2 separate regions of the Homo sapiens genome follow, and region 2 is linked to region 1. Evidence: read pairs that join two places in POLR2A ChIA-PET (ENCODE). Cell type or tissue: PC-9. All regions are shown on one strand. Each heading gives the region's core, and the rest is flanking DNA. Links, peaks and the distances in the headings are about the cores only.

Region 1 (8,674 bases), core at 483-8,482:
TCCCAGGGGGTGGGGCAGACCAGGGAGAGGCGCCATGTGGCAGGGGCGGGTAGAGGCTGCGGCTCTGGTCCTTCCAGTATAAACCCCCTAGGCATCTGGTTTCTATCCACCACCCCCCACCACCCTGGGGGCCCCTCAGCCTCCGCCCATGGCCACCCAGACGCTGAGCTCCAAGGGATGGATGCCCCAGACGGAAGGGGTGGGATGATGCCTTTCTGATATCCCAATGCCAGGACTGGGCTGAACCACAGGAACCATTCCCTTCCCACCCTCCCCTAGGAGAATCAGGGTGGGCTTTGTAGGTTAGAGGGGGTTGAATCTGGCACCTGCCTCAGTTCTCCAAATGATTTTGGATCTTTTTGGAAAGATCAGTGGGGTGAAAACAGAATGAAAACTGGGGAGAGTGGGGCCGGGTGCAGTGGCTCACGCCGGTAATCCCAGCGCTTTGGGAGGCCAAGGTGGGTGGATCACCTGAGGTCAGGAGTTTGAGACAGCCTGGCCAACATGGTGAAACCCCGTCTCTACTAAAAATACAAAAATCAGCTGAGCGTGGTGACGGGTGCCTGTAATCCCAGCTACTTGGGAGGCTGAGGCAGTAGAATCACTTGAACCCAGGAGGTGGAGATTGCAGTGAGCTGAGATCATGCCATTGCACTCCAGCCTGGGCAACAAGAACAAAACTCCATCTCAAAAAAAAAAAAAAAGAAAGAAAAAAAAAACTGGGGAGAGTGGGAGACCTGTACCCCCTATTCCCAAGGGATGCTACTTCCATCGTCCACACCATCACCCTCTACCACCTTTCTAGGCTGGGCTGTCTCTAAGAGCCTCATCCAAAGGGACTCCCAACTCTTCATTGTTGCTGTTATAGAAGGTTTGACTACCCTAGGGAGAATCACCAGAGAATAGTGAGCAGAGCCCCTGAAATAGAGACTGACACATGCCCTAATACATACCTGATGACAGACACATTCAGATCTGCATACTTGCACACACACAAGGTGACACATAATTCATACACATTTGTACTATGCAGGCATCCATATTGACACACACTGATATATACATATACAGATAATGCTTACCCCAAGACACCCTAACCCCCAATCATAAAAATGCACACACCAGTATATATATACATGCATACAGACTCACAGCCACCTAGAATACTCCCCACATGGACTCACAGACTCCCATCAACACACGTATCTACACATGTGGCAAATGTCACATACATATACCCAGGGCTACCATTACAACTTTACAGCCCTGGAGATCTCTGTGGTCTCCTAAAGGGCATTTGGGAACCCCTCTCCCTATAAGGATCTGGAGATAAGGGTGATATGGAGGCCACTGCCAGTCCTGCAAATTGCTGCCTCCAACTCCTACTAGTATAAGAAGTTCCAGTGTACCTTTAGGTACTTTTGATCCAATACTCCACACACACACCAGAGTTCAGAGACCCAGATGGCCCCAGCGAACTCCCTGGTCCTGGGGAACCCCAGCATCCCTACCCCCACCCAGGCCCCCGCTGCTCTGCGGCCCCGCTGACTCATCTCTCCCTCTGTGGAGCTCCCCAACCACAGGGGCCTGGAAGAGAAGCTTGGAAAGTTGCGCTCATGTCCCGGGCCCCTGGTCTGGCCACTACCCGCCCATGCACCCAGCCCAGCCCTTGTCTCCAGTGGATACTCCAGCGACAGAGAACATAGAGGGGACAGGAAAGAAGAAGGCACGCAGAGACAGGGAAACAGAAAGACACAGGAGAGACAAAGAGGAAACAACAAATGGTGGGCATACAGATGAGAGACCCTGAGGATCAGCTACTAGTCTGTTGGGTCCTCTAAGAGCAATGGGGCTGATGACCAGGAAAGCTTGCTCCTTGGGTTGAAGGAACATCCATTCATGGCCTCAGGATTTAGAGACTGCCGAGTGCCTTGACCCAGCATTTCTGACACTAGGCTCAGGGTACTTGGGGAAGAGGATCCAATTTTAGGAGGCAAAGCTGAGGACACAGGGTAGAAAGGAAGCTTTTAAGAGGCTGGCAACCTTTGTATAGGACAGCTTGGAAAAGGAGTTCCTCACCCCAACAAATATGTACACAAATTTACAGGTACAGACAGACTACAACTTCCCTCCCTCTCTGCTAGGTCTCCCCATCCCCTCTTCCAGCACCAGGGCTGCAAGGCAGGACCTCTGGGACTGACTCTGGCTCCCCTCTTCCCTGAGCCTTGGGTTCCTTCATTGACATTGAGCCCTGATATAATTCAGCAGCTTTAGGAGAGGCAGATCAGAATCAGAAACAGAAGTGCCATGGAAGGAGCAGGAAGGAATCTGGATGGCAGGGGACAAAGTGAAAAATGAAAGGAAGAGGAAGACTGGGGTCTGATTCTGAAACAAGGGGACCTGTCCTGGATGCCCGTGTCTAAAATGGGACAACATTGAATTAAGTAAGAACCTGGTCATCTCTAGAAAATGACCCTTTGTAAAAACGATACCCTAGAATCTGATCCATGAAATATACTAGTGTCTTTCATAAGAAGAAGTTGGGGTGATGGAGTTCTGATCACATCATCCCTAGGAGTGAGGCTGAGCAACTCAAGGGAATGGTCCTTCAAAATCCTAAATACAGGCCTGGTGAGGTGGCTCACACCTGTAATCCCAGCACTTTGGGAGGCCGAGGTGGGTGGATCACCTGAGGTCAGAAGTTTGAGACTAGCGTGGCCAACATGGCAAAACCCTGTCTCAGGCTGGCCGAGGTGGCTCATGCCTGTAATCCCAGCACTTTGAGAGGCTGAGGAGGGCGGATCACGAGGTCAGGAGATCGAGACCATCCTGGCTAACATGGTGAAACCCTGTCTCTACTAAAAATACAAAAAATTAGCCGGGCGTGGTGGCGGGCGCCTGTAGTCCCAGCTACTTGGTAGGCTGAGGCAGAAGAATGGCGTGACCGGGAGGTGGAGCTTGCAGTGAGCCGAGATCGCGCCACTGCACCCCAGCCTGGGCGACAGAGCGAGACTCCGTCTCAAAAAAAAAAACAAAAAACAAACAAACAAACCCTGTCTCTACTAAAAATACAAAAATTAGCTGGGTGTGGTGGCGCGTGCCTGTAATCCCAGCTACTCTGGAGGCTGAGGTAGGAGAATCACTTGAACCCAGAAGGCAGAGATTGCAGTGAGCCGAGATTGTGCCACTGCACTCCAGCCTGGAAGACAAGCGAGACTCCATTTAAAAAAAAAAAAATTCCTAAATACACACGTCTCCCCGCTTTCTCTGGCCTGCTGCATTCTTCCTCGGAGCCCAGATTTTTGAAATGTGGAATGAACTTAAAGAACATTCTTTCATTCAACAAATGTTCAGAAAGCACCTACTTTGTGCTAAGCACACTGGGCTAGACTTAGGCATGCAATAACAAGCAAGACAGACTCATCCCTTCACCTCACAAACTAACCAGCAACTAATACAAAAGAGTAGGAAGTATCTCGATAGAATAAGTACTGGAGGGCCAGGCGTGGTGGCTCACGCCTGTAATTCCAACACTGTAGGAGGCCAAGGTGGGTAGATCATAAGGTCAGGAGTTCGAGACTAGCCTGGCCAAGATGGTGAAACCCCATCTCTACTAAAAATACAAAAAAATTAGCCAGATGTGGTGGCAGATGCCTGTAATCCCAGCTACTTGGGAGGCTGAGGCAGAGAATTGCTTGAACCTGGGAGGCGGGGGTTGCAGTGAGCCAAGATTGTGCCACTGCATCCCAGCCTAGGTGACACAGAGAGACTCCGTCTCAAAAAATAAATAAATAAATAAATAATAAATAATAAAAATAAAATAAAATAAAAAATAAGTACTGGATGTTATAGGAGACAAAAGAGTAAATCTAAGCCAGTGTTGGGGGGGAATTAAGGAAGGCTTCCTGGAAGACAGCATGACTAAGTAAAGAAACTGAAGGACAAATAAGAGTTATCAAGTAAAAAAAGGAAGAGTGGTGCCAGTGCAGTGGCTCATGCCTGTAATCCCAGCACTTTGGGAGGCTGAGGTGGGTGGATCACTTGAGTCTAGGAGTTTGAGACCAGCCTGGGCAACATGACGAAACCCCATCTCTACAAAAAATACAAAAAAAAAAAAACATAGTCTGGGTGACAGAATGAGACCTTGTCTAAAAGAAAAAAAAAAGGAAGAGTGTTGTAGGAAGGGGGAAGAGTATATGCAAAGGCTCAGAGGTATGAGGGATTAACAACTTTTGAGATGCTGAAAATTGAGTGTGAGTGCAACACAGAGTGGAGGCTGATGGAGAAGTTCTAATCAGCTATGCAAGGGGCCTAGACTTGATCCAAAGGCAATATATGAGAATACTCGTATATTAGAGAAATGACTGACTTCAGAGAGGAGAATGAAATAAGGGCTTAGAGCCAGGCGGTTCTGGGTAAATCAGGCATTTACAATGGTGCAAGCTTGGGTGAGCTATTTAACCTTTGAGGCCTAAGATTCCTCTCCTGTTGAAAGGGGCAACTTAATATGGTAACCTCCCAGGGTTGTTACAAGGATTAGCAATAAAAAGTGTTGAGTTCTTAGCACAGTGTCTGGCACTTAGTAGTTGCTCCATAAATGGTGCCTAGCAGTATTGTCACAGTTGGGAGAAGGGCAAAATCGGAGGCAAGGAAACAATCTGTTGCAGCAGTCCAAGCAAGATGTGGGAAGGTGTGGCCTGCAGTAGCAGAGAGGATGAGCAGAAGTCAGTGGAGGGGGCCAGCACGGTGGCACATACCAGCACTTTGAAAGGCCAAGGCGGGCAGATCACTTGAGCCCAGGAGTTTGAGACCAGCCTGGCCAACATGGTGAAACCCCTTCTCTACTAAAAATACAAAAATTGGCTGTGCCAATTTTTGGCACATGCCTGTAATCCCAGCTACTTGGGAGGCTGAGACATGAGAATCTCTTGAGCCTGGGAGGCGGAGGTTGCAGTGAGCTGAGATTGTGCCACTGCTCTGCAGCCTGGGCGACAGAGCCAGACTCTGTCTCAAGAAAAAAAAAAATAAAAAAATAAGTCAATGAAGGGGTGATATTGAGGATGTGAGGTGGAGAGGATTTGGTGTCCAATCAGATGTGAGGGGTGAGTAGTCACACATGACTTCCCTTGATCTGTGTGTTGATGTGTGCACTTGCACACAGGATATGCAGGCATTTTAGAGGTATCTATTCAGTTCTGAGAATGGCTCTTGACAGTTGCTGGATCCGGCCAACAGTGAAGGGCCAGGGCAGTATCTGAGGACCTGGCCCTCAGTCTCCCAGAAGAACCCCCGCCTCTGCCCTCTGCCCCAATCCCTCCTGAACTATTTCCTTTCCCCCTTTTCACCCATTTCTCCCTCTCCCCACCTTCCATCACCTCCCCTACATAGGAACCCGCTGTAAGTTATAAGCCTACCTAGGCCCACTTTCCACCGCCTCAGTTAATGAAGGTCCTTGGGACTCAGCTACCAACATTAACACCTCCTCCCCACATAGCCTCAATGGGACGCCCCCCTCTGGATTTCAAAGCGCTGTTCAATGCCCCCATCCACCCCCACCTCGCGTGGACGTGTGAGGCAAGAAGGACGGTTGAAGCTGAGGCAGGATTTGGGGGGTCTTAGCCCCCAGCCACAGCTGTGGGGGAGATAGGCACCCTCAGAAGGACAGGACAGGTCGTGAGCTCCGGGGCTGCTGGGAGGTCTCTTGCGGCCTAGGCCAGGCTCAGGGCCGCCGGGGATCTCGCCTCCATCCCGTGCCTCAGTGTCCCGGCGCGGCCGAGGGGCGGGCGGCAGGGGGCGGGGCGCGGGCGGGGCCGGCCGGGCCAGGCGCCCGGGCAGGAGGCAGCTGCATATCTGCGGTCCCGACCACAATTGCTGGGAGTCGCGTCCCGGAGACTGGCGGCGCTGACTCTGCCCGCTGCGGCCGCCGCGCCGATTAGAGCCCGAGAGGGAGCGCCAGCCCGGGGGAGGGGGCGGCGGCGGGGGAACTCCGGATGCCCCTTCGCCTCCGCCCAGCCAGCGCCCCCCGCTGCCCGGCCCAGTCCTTTCTCAGCCGCCCGAACCCAGGACCGGAGTCCTGCCTCTTCCGCCGTAGCTTTCTCGAGGCTGCATCCAAGCTTCTTCCTCCGGATCTTGCAGTGCCCGAGGTCCCGACGGTGCCAACATCCCGTTGGCCCCCAGCCTGCCAGTCTCTCATGCCCTTTCTCTTCCCCATCACCCCACACAGAGAGGAGTAGGGATCTCAGAGCTCCCCCATTCTCTTATCCTCCGCTCCCCAATGCACTCTCTAAGCAAAAGCCGTTCCAAGCGAAGAAGAGAATCAGAGACTCAGAGGACGGGCTTTCCAGGGCCGGAGCACCCCCTGCTGGCTGGCCCGAAGCCCCTCCCCCTCCCCCTCCAGCTGTGACCTCCAGCTGTGGTGGCTGGGAAGAGCTGGCCCCTTTGATCTAGGAGCGTGGCAACCCCCTCCAGGCGCCCCATTAACCTCCATTATCCCAATTAGGCAGCCCTCCCAGTCCTGGATCCAAGCTTCAAAGCCCCCTCAGTTGGGAGAAAAGGGAGCTGAATCGTATGCCCCCTACCTCCCCACCAAGCCACACCACTTTCAGACAAGACCCAGGTGCTCTGGTCTCCAGCTTGTGTACATGATAGCAGGGCCAGAAGAGGGACCCTCAGGGGCCACCCTCGTCCCAATACTGAAACTTCATTAAAAAGAGAAGCAGATAGGCAAGGGGACCCTCTTTTGCTGGCCCATTTTCCTGCATTCAGTGATTTCAGTGGCAGCATCCAGGTTCCTGGCTGACCTGAGCTTCCCATCAACTTATCCAGCTTTATCCTGTGGAAAGGGGAGCCAAGAACCAACCCACTCCTCCCTTAATCCTATCTCAACACTCCCTTCCTCCCTCCCTCCTGGAACAATTTCCGCTGGGGGAGCCAGAGCAGGGCCCAGCACAGTGGCCGCTTCCTGGAACATTTTCCTGTATCCGAAACCGCGGCTCCCTCCCTAGGGACCGGCTGATCAAGGCCAGATGGGAGAAGGGATGGGGGAGGAGGAGAGGGAGCCAGGCTCTCACCATCACCCCCTCCCAACACATAGGCACACCACAGGAGCCCCTGCCCTGACACACAGAGGCTGACACAGGCACACACCACATGTCATAGTCACACCATGGGCATTCATGGGGACACATGAACCACAGAGGCCAGGTCTTAGAAGAAGTTAACACACCCGTAGATGATCACCCTCTCTCTCTACCTGGCCCTCTAAAGGACCCTAAGGCCTTTCTTGCCAGATAAGGAGACCTTAGGAATCCAAGAACATTGGCACAGGATAGCAGAAGGACCTCAATTAACAGAGGAGACAGACAGAGACATCTAATGTGCCCTGCCAGACAACACCCACCAACCATCCCATTCCAATTCTAGATGGCACTCAGGCCTGCCTAACCCATCATCTCTCCAGGATCCTGGGAACTGGGGTAGAGGAAGGCTGTGGGAGCTTCTTCTCAAGTGCTACCTTCAGAGCACTTTCTAGTTGCTTCCAGATTCTTGGAGAAGATGCATATGATGTCTAGTGGGCTCGCTCATGGCAGCCAAGGGACAAAGAAAGGGGAAGAATGTGTGCAGCTGCAGGGAGCTCTGGGAGCCTAGAGGAGGAAGGAGAACACCAGAGTAACTCCTGGAGACAGAGAGTAACCCTGGGGATTTTGTGGCCTTACTGGTGACATACTGCCCCAGCACTGCTCCTCCTGATCTCTTCTATCTCAGTCTTGGTGATTGAGAAGAAGAGGGTAGGGATTATGCCCCCAGCTTAGCCCATTCTTCAACCATATTATCTTCTGCCCATCACATTTCCAGTACAACACCCTACTTTTTTTTTTTTTTAGACGGAGTCTTGCTCTGTCACCCAGGCTGGAGTGCAGTGGCATGATCTCAGCTCACTGCAACCTCTGCCTCCTGGGTTCAAGCGATCCTCCTACCTCAGCCTCCCGAGTAGGTGGGACTACAGGCGTGCGCCACCACTCCTGGCTAATTTTTGTATTTTTAGTAGAGATGGGGTTTCACTATGTTGGCCAGGCTGGTGTCGAACTCCTGACCTCAGGTTATCCACCCACCTTGGCCTCCCAAAGTGCTGGGATTACAGGTGTGAGCCACCACGCCTGGCCCTGAAGACCCTAATTTTTTTTTTTTTTAGACGGAGTCTCGCTCTGTCGCCCAGGCTGGAGTGCAGTGGCACGATCTTGGCTCACTGCAAGATCCGCCTCCCGGGTTCACACCATTCTCCTGCCTCAGCCTCCCGAGTAGCTGGGACTACAGGCGCCCGCCAGCAGGCCCGGCTAATTTTTTGTATTTGTATTATTATTTTTATTATTTATTTATTTTTTGAGACGGAGTCTCGCTCTGTCACCCAGGCTGGAGTGCAGTGGCACGATCTCGGCTCACTGCAAGCTCCACCTCCCAGGTTCATGCCATTCTCCTGCCTCAGCCTCCCGAGTAGCTGGGACTACAGGCGCCCACCACCACTCCTGGCTAATTTTTTTTTTTGTATTTTTACCAGAGACGGGGTTTCACCATGTTAACCAGGATGGTCTCCATCTCCTGACCTTGTGATCTGCCCGCCTGGGCCTCCCAAGTGCTGGGATTACAGGTCTGAGCCACCACGACCGGCCTGAAGACC
Region 2 (8,674 bases), core at 451-8,450, 260 kb after region 1:
ACTCTTTTCTGATAAGACAGCCTGAAAAGGTGTTATTTATATCTTTCTTCCTCAGAGAGCTTAAGAGATGCTTTTCTCATATATTCCTTATTTTTATCTTCTATTTTTACTTCTTTGCAAAGTCCTTGTCTGGGTTGTTTTAAGCATATAACATATATGAGGAGTTCAGGAGTAGTTTAAACAATAAGTGAAGAAAAATAATGGTAAGTATTAGAAAAATAAATCTTTTCACCAAAAATGCCTATTTTTCAACTAAAAGCAAGAAGTGAAAAAGGTACAAGGTATCGGTCATAAGCATCATAGTAAATAGTATTATCTAATTCCATGTAAAAATTTGGAGAGATCATTTTTAAATTTATTTATTTTGAGACAGTGTCTCGCTCTGTTGCCCAGGCTAGAGTGCAGTGGCATGATCATGGCCCACTGTAGCCTTGAACTCCTGGACTCTCAAGTGATCCTCCTGCATCAGCCTCCCAAGTAGCTGGGACTACAGGCGTGTGCCACCATGCCTGGCTAATTTTTAAATTTTTTTTTTTTGTAAAGACAGGGTCTCACTATATTGTCCAGGCTGGTCTCAAACTCCTGAGCTCAAGCAATCACCCTGCCTTGGACTCTGAAAGTGCTGGGATTACAGGCATGAGCCATACCAGGCTAGGAGAGATCATTTTTAGAAATGTATTTCAATAAAGCTGTCTGAAAAGTGAAACAAATGTATTCTATTTTCCCAACTGGCTTTTACTGCAAATATTTATATACATCCATATATAAATGGAGATATATATATATTCTATATATATATATGAAATCACATGGGGAAACATGTAGTAAATAATAAAGTTGAAAACTTTGACATGAAAGGAAATACACCCTAGGATGGCAAATACTGCAGAATATGATGCCTTTTTTGGTCTTTTGTCAAAATTTTAGCATTTACTGGAATTTGGAATCTTCCTTCTGTTCATTCCTTGTCACCACCCCCATTTTATCTACCTCTCAAATTCATAGGAATCTCTGAAATTTAACTCTTCTTTTTGTCCAGATATTTACAATGTTTAATATAACTAGTGTGTAATCTCACACACCACCAGTAAGTGTCAGTGGACAGTCACATGACATATTCCTAAGTGAACAGAAACTCAACCCTTTGAGTTCTATAAAACAAATTAATGAAGGCAAATAAAACTTCCTTCGTATTCCTTTCTTCATCCTTTGTGGAACATGGCAATAGAGGAAGGTCTAGGAAGAAGAGTTAAGAAGATGCAAAATGAAAAAAAAAGGCGATTTCAACAAAATTACTTTATTAAAAAAGCATATGATGAAAAATGACATACAATATACACATATGAATATAATTACGTGACAGCTGACATACAGAACAATGCATTTATGGCATTAGACAGAGAAAATGTTTATATAATGCTGTGAGATCTCAAGTTCTCTATTGGATTCGTCTTTCCTAGATAGGTATCTGCTGTAGCTGCTAACAATGATTTTCTGGATCAACAGTCAAAAGAAATTTTTTTTTCCTTATTTAAAAAATCCAAATAGATTCTGGCAAATTGAGGTTCACAATGAGTGGGTACATTATCAGCTGCCTCTCCAAATATGTTAAGCAGACTTTTATATCCATGCAGGTTGAAGAGAAAACATTTCTTTCTTTCTTTTTTTTTTTTTGAGACGGAGTTTCGCTCTTGTCACCCAGGCTGGAGTGCAGTCGCACAATTTCGGCTCACTGGAACCTCCACCTCTTGGGCTCAAGCCATTCTCCTGCCTCAGCCTCCTGAGTAGCTGGGATTACAGGCATGTGCCACCACACCCAGCTAATTTTGTATTTTTAGTAGAGATGGGGTTTTGGCCAGGCTGGTCTCCAACTCCTGACCTCAGGTGATCTGCCCATCTCGGCCTCCCAAAGTGCTGGGATCACAGGCGTGAGCCACCGCGCCCGGCATGAAGAGAAAACATTTCTAAACTTGCTTTGTATTTAGATGGACAGCTTTAGAAAGGAGGAGACAGCAACATGTATTTTTCCATACTGTGTGGTGGGAAACAAACACCAGTAGAATAACAATATGGAAGACAGCAAGGCAGATTTCATTACGGTAGAGTGCCTACACTTCCTCATAACTTGGATTTACACACTGCAAATCCTCTGATCTGATTACCTCCAGTGATCACGTAAAATACTGGCTTTAAACTCTTTGCCTTAGTGATAAAACAGCCACTTTGATTCACAACGAGACATTCACAATAAAGTATATTGTAAACGTACCTGTCCACAGCCCGGGGCATTGCACACAAACGGTCTGTCGTCTCCCATATTTCATATAGCAGAGAGGAGCTGAGGAGGGGGAGGTGAGGGAAAAAGTTATGTTAAATATGCTGGAGCAAAAAAAAAAAAAAAGTGCTTCAAAAATATCAACCCTAGAAACAGGTGTTCCACGAATGCCATCTATCAAAGTTGTAAACACAGGCTACTTTGGGGAGACCCATTAGACAGGTGGCATATGATCTACTGTGTCTCAACTGAAACTTTTAATTAGAAAGAATGAGATCTAAATAGTCAAGGAATTTCAAACCTTTGCTAGATTTTCCCTCTTTCTACTACAGTATATAACACACTTCTCCAGTCTGTTGAATTACAACTAGTGCAGTTCCTTATGTCAATAAATTCACTGAACGCTCGATGCGGAAGCCATATTTCTGAACGAGAGAAGACCAAAATTTGTCATTTAATTAATTAAGGGATTATAGGAGGGGTGCTCCATTTTACAGGGCCATAATCTGGCTCCCTGGTGTATAAACTACGAGACTGTTGGCAAGGGCTGTTTATCCCATATTATTGCCAAAGAAAACAAAGCACCCATCCTATTGGGCTACATGGGAAATGGCTTTCATTAATAAAAAAATAAAAATAAAAACCGGGAGCCTCCTCCTCCCCCCACCAATCGTCTGTGGCAAATGGAGAAGTATCGATGCCCTTCCCCCTTCTGATTCTATTTACGGCTAGGTTTTTAAAAGCAGCAATAAAACAAATGTCGACTCTTTGGGGGTTTACTGGGTGAACATGTTCCGGCTGTTTGTGCTGCTTTCGGCCAGTGTTCTTGGGCTGCTCTGTTGCAGCCAACAGATGTGTGCTGCTGCAGGGGATGAAAGAAATGGCACTAAAAGGCATCACCATCTATCCCTTCTATTTCTCTGAAGACTTTAACAGGGTTTATACCGTTTTATAAATTATTGAAGCTAAACTCTCAAAGTGTTTATTGAAATTCTTTGTTGAAGAACAATAATTCCAATCTGAATGTGTGGGAGAAATTTCTCATATTCCAACTAGGAATAAAAATAGAAGTGGAGATGGATAAAGATTAGAAATGCAAATCATAGTAAAAAACAATTCCTAAAAGATAAACTGTATTTTGGAAGGTGGAAGAGAAAAATGGAGTGGGGGGTAAAATAGTCTTATAAACTCCTAAAGGATATTTTCAAACATCCTTCCATGAAAGAGAAAGGTATACAAAAGAATACGAACGAGGGAAGATGAGAGAGGAACTACAATTTGAATATGCCTGCAAGTGACTTCAGAACTGTAACCAAATTTCAAATTTTTATCTTGGAAATAAACTGAAATGTCAGGACAATCTGTCAGGCTCGCGTTGAAATAAAATGTTAACGTGCTAGACTGAATCTGGTAATCGGAAAACCATGCTTAAAACTCAGAGGGTAGCTAGGTAACATCTCTCCTACTCTCTTAGGACTCACTGTGGGGTTAGAAACCAGTATTTCTCGTTGTCTAATCAGTAATTCCACAACTAATCGGTGTTTAAAATTGTGGGGTGCCCCATAAAATAGAAGGGGTTTCTTGGTCATCTTTCAGTGTGATAGAAACATGGTCTAACTAGGAAGGAAAATGATGCTACAGCACTACTGTAATGGAACAGAGCCTATACGTACATACATGTACATGGATTTATATCACATTTAGCCAGGATAAATTGCTTCAATAAATTCTGTTCCTAGGAGAGGCCAGCTCAAGCTGATGATTGGGTACTGGGAAATGAGAGCTTCATTCTTCTTCACACAGCCCCAGGATGAGGGGGGTTTTCTGGTTGGTTGGTTTGTTTTAAATACATGATTTTTTTAGCACTTTCGGGAACTACAACATGCTACAAAAAATAAATACAAGTAAACAAAAGTAAATAAATGCAATGACCAGGACCATTAAGGCTGAAAACTTAGAGCATGTCTGGAAAGCAATTCATCTCTGCAAAAATTCCTAACTCCTGTGCTAGAGAAAATTTCACTACATGTCCCAGAATCTGCTTTCCTAATATAATCACAAAATGAGAATTTTATTTCAACGAGGTCCTCTAATATATTTTCAACCAGGAAGTAAACTACAAGGGCTAGAGTAGACACAACACAAGGATCAGGCAGGATTCCTTACTTTTATCTTGATTCTGTTATTTGATGCTAAATTTTCTCATTTTTCTACCTATTTAGAGGAGGGAAAGAGTTCTTGCTGAGAAGTGGGACAGTATTGGCATAGGAAGTGGTGAAATAAATTCTGGAATGGCTTCCCTCAAACCACAAAATTCAAAATGTAACTTGCCTTTGCACAATCACATCACACTATATGGCTTCCAAATTTTATTTAGTGGCACACTTACTAGAAAATAGAGATGAAAAATCATGACTTTCTGAAAGAAAAAAAAACAAAAACAAAAAAATTTGGGGGGAAAAAGCATTAAAATCTAACAGAAGTAAGTATTTTCATTGCTCTTAAATATTCAACTGACAGCCACTAACTAGGATTTCCTGCTTCCTTCTAAATTTGCTGGCCTTTGTTTTACCATTTTCACCAAAGGGAGATCACAATGAGAGGAAGAAGCCTCTCTTCTTAAACACCCACAATTATTCTTAAATCTTTCCCTCAATCTCTTGCCTCTTGTCGTTTCCATTATTCTTGTTTAAAATTTTTTTCACTCTAAAGTGATTTTTAAAATTTAAGTATTTAACAAAAATAAGAATGATCTGTCTCCCCATTAAAAAAAAAAACACAGCTAACACCTTTTTTAAAAAAATTTCTCCTTCACTCCTGGTCTGCTGCATCAATTGCTACATATAAAGAATGTCATTTTGCTGATTTCTATCTAACACTTAAAACAAATCTTTAATTATCAGTGAGGTCTCACTGATGCCATCTCAAAAACAAAAAGCAACACATTTCTGTAGTGTAAACAGACTGAGACATAAAGGGAAATCTTGAAAAACAATGCTGCCACTCACTAGAATTTAACTCACAGCTCATTTATAACCATACTGCTTGACAAGCAGATCATGTGTCTGGGCATGGCACTCAGTGTGTCATCTCCTTCCCAACCTATTCTTCAGGATGAAACATAAGCATTTTATAGAACTAAACAATAAATGACAGAAGAGGGATACACACATTAAGAAGCACTGACAAGGAGAAGTGGGATGCTTTCAGCAAACATCTTAGAACAGGGAAGACAAAGATGCATAAAAAAGCTGTCCTAGAGGCCAACATCTGCAGAAAAGGCTCAGGTACTCAGTCACCAGAATTTTTTAAATGATTAAAAAAACTTAATACTTACTCAAAAGAGAAAGTTACGTAAATGCTGGGAGAGAACTGAAGAAAACCCAAGATTTAGAGAATGATTTTTAATAACTGAGATAATTTCATAAAATCTCAGAGGTAGATCCTAAAATGGTCACTGTGTAAGAAAACAGATTATTTATGTATATCTAGATATATGTCTATATCTATATATTTTAATAGACTAAGCATGGAGTCTGTCACTGAGGACTACAAAGTAAATTCTCTAAACCTCGTGTGATATTACCATTACAATATAATTTAATAAGAAAAAAGAATGCAGATATGGTGTGATGTGATCTTTTCTCTAGTAACCAACTGATGTTAATAAGATGGCCCAACTCTAAGCAAGGAATAAAAGCCACATACAAACACATCCAGGGGCCTGTTATCAGGTTCCTAATGACAAAAAGCAGATACTGCTAGGTACAAAAAAATTAGAAGGATAATGCACTGTAAGTATCAAAGAGTCATAAAAATCTAGAAGATGTTAAGATTAGCTATCATTCATTCATTCATTAATTCATTCAGAAACCACTAATAAGGAACTACCAAGTGCTAGGCAAAGTGGATATAAAAACAAAAAGACAATAGGCCTTTACACAAAAATAATATTTTACTCATCTGTCATGAAAGAAATCATCATCATTAAGAATGATGGCTTAATTTACAAGTTCAATTAGTCAGAGGTTGATCAGTATACATATCATTTAGACGCTATGTATATGGTCATTTATCAAATTATTTTGCTAGCAACTCCAGATTATAAAAAAGAGGAGTTAACAGTCTTAGTAAAAGATTTAATAAGGAGCCAGGCACGGTGGTTCATGCCTGTAATCCCAGCACTTTGGGAGGCGGAGGCAGGCAGATCACCCGAGGTCAGGAGTTTGAGACCAGCCTGACCAACATGGTGAAACCCTGTCTCTACTAAAAATACAAACATTAGCCAGGCATGGTGGCGCATGCCTGTAATCCCAGCTACTTGGGAGGCTGAGGCAGGAGAATTGCTTGAACCCAGGAGGCAGAGTTTGCAGTGAGCTGAGATTGCGCCATTGCACTCCAGCCTGGGCAACAAGAGTGAAATTCTGTCTCAAAAAAAAAAAAAAAAAAAAGATTTAAGAAGGAAGAAGTTTGAAATTAATAACCGTAATTTGCTTTTTGGATTATACACATTTAGTGAGTTTTAAAATTCATTAATTCACCAAATAATTTACTCAGTGCCTAAGCACAGTGCCATATGCCCTAGGCCCAAGTAATTCAAGAGTAAATGAGACAGATATGATTTCTGCCCTCATAGAGCTTATTTACATTCTAAAAGGAAGAAACAAGTAATAAGCAAGTAAGCTAAATAATTTTAGATTAACAGCAGATAACTGCTATTAAAGGAAAATGAAATTGTGATGTGTTAGTGACTGGGTGAGGGTTATTTCAGTTTTCTGACTAGAAAGGGGATGGCTGCATTATCTGTAATCAAAAGAGGTATGGGGTAGAATATAGAGATCTAGATTAAAACTTCAGGAAGCCTTTCTTCTCACAACACAGTAGATATTCAATAAATATTCACTGATTTAATATTTAATAAATATTTAAAGTCTATATTAAGTTTGCACTTAACTTCAGGTTTCTGCAGAAAGCTGCTGGATCCACAAAATATTTGCTATGCAGGTATTTATGTATTTAAGGCTACACATATTTTAAATCCATATTTATGACTATGTTATGCCTAAGGCACTTTATATGACCACAGCCAACCAAGTCTATGCTTTTGTCACCCAAATAACATGAAGCTCTGTAGTTTTTGGTTACACTGCTAAAAATGGAAAGAAGGGAGTAGTTTGTCAAGTTAACCCCTAATCAAACCTTAAAAACAAAACCTCACCTGAGCTATTAAGATATATATATATATATTCAAGTACAAGAGAATGCCAATAGAGTATGCAGCAGAAAGGGCACTTTTTTTTTTTGAGACGGAGTTTCGCTTTTGTTGCCCAGGTTAGAGTGAGTGCAATGGCATGATCTCGGCTCACCACAACCTCTGCCTCCCGGATTCAAGCGATTCTCCTACCTCAGCCTCCCAAGTAGCTGAGATTACAGGCATGTGCCACCACGCCTGGCTAATTTTGTATTTTTAGTAGAGATGGGGTTTCTCCATGTTGGTCAGGCTGGTCTCCAACTCCAGACCTTAGGTGATCCACCCGCCTTGGTCTCCCAAAGTGCTGGGATTACAGACATGAGCCACTGTGCCTGGCCTGGCACGTTTTTTTTTAAATTTTAATATTATTATACTTTAAGTTTTAGGGTACATGTGCACAACGTGCAGGTTTGTTACATATGTATACATGTGCCATGTTGGTGTGCTGCACCCATTAACTTGTCATTTACATTAGGTATATCTCCTAATGCTATCCCTCCCCCCTCCCCCCACCCCACAACAGTCCCCAGTGTGTGATGTTCCCCTTCCTGTGTCCATGTGTTCTCATTGTTCAATTCCCACCTATAAGTGAGAACATGCGGTGTTTGGTTTTTTGTCTTTGCGATAGTTTGCTGAGAATGATGGTTTCCAGTTTCATCCATGTCCCTACAAAGGACATGAACTCATCATTTTTATGGCTGCATAGTATTCCATGGTGTATATGTGCCAAATTTTCTTAATCCAGTCTATCGTTGATGGACATTTAGGTTGGTTCCAAGTCTTTGCTATTGTGAATAGTGCCGCTATAAACATACGTGTGCATGTGTCTTTATAGCAGCATGATTTATAATCCTTTGGGTATATATCCAGTAATGGGATGGCTGGGTCAAATGGTATTTCTAGTTCTAGATCCCTGAGGAATGGCCACACTGACTTCCACAATGGTTGAACTAGTTTACAGTCCCACCAACAGTGTAAAAGTGTTCCTATTTCTCCACATCCTTTCCAGCACCTGTTGTTTCCTAACTTTTTAATGATTGCCATTCTAACTGGTGTGAGATGGTACCTCATTGTGGTTTTGATTTGCATTTCTCTGATGGCCTGGCACTTTTATATAGTACTTTTGGGAGTACATATTTAGACGATCT

Evidence for each region. ChIA-PET counts read pairs that join two places held together with the same protein. Peaks named below come from ENCODE experiments on the same cell type or tissue, not always from the same donor. Only the 100,000 strongest peaks of a DNase experiment are listed, where the experiment ranks them.
Region 2: POLR2A ChIA-PET joins it to region 1 with 10 read pairs; 2 of 35 experiments call an interaction of 5 or more read pairs at or near these places.

The regions. Positions count from the first base shown.
Region 1 is chr12:53,339,037-53,347,710 of GRCh38, forward strand. It overlaps a transcript of SP7 not described here. Among named protein-coding and RNA genes, the nearest start is that of SP7, 7.0 kb to the left of the region's middle. RefSeq lists silencers at 5,826-5,995, 6,386-6,445. In PC-9, for the core only: a CTCF peak has its summit at 6,363 (motif pointing left); no DNase peak of the experiment used is centred there; H3K4me3 peaks cover 1,090 bases; H3K27me3 peaks cover 2,601 bases.
Region 2 is chr12:53,598,684-53,607,357 of GRCh38, forward strand. ATF7-NPFF (ATF7-NPFF readthrough) reads right to left here. Exons shown (of 15, transcript NR_159377.1): 2 at 2,270-2,338. ATF7 (activating transcription factor 7) reads right to left here. Exons shown (of 12, transcript NM_006856.3): 2 at 2,270-2,338. The coding sequence starts at 2,317. Among named protein-coding and RNA genes, the nearest start is that of ATF7, 23 kb to the right of the region's middle. RefSeq lists a silencer at 5,209-5,409. In PC-9, for the core only: no CTCF peak of the experiment used is centred there; no DNase peak of the experiment used is centred there; H3K27ac peaks cover 596 bases.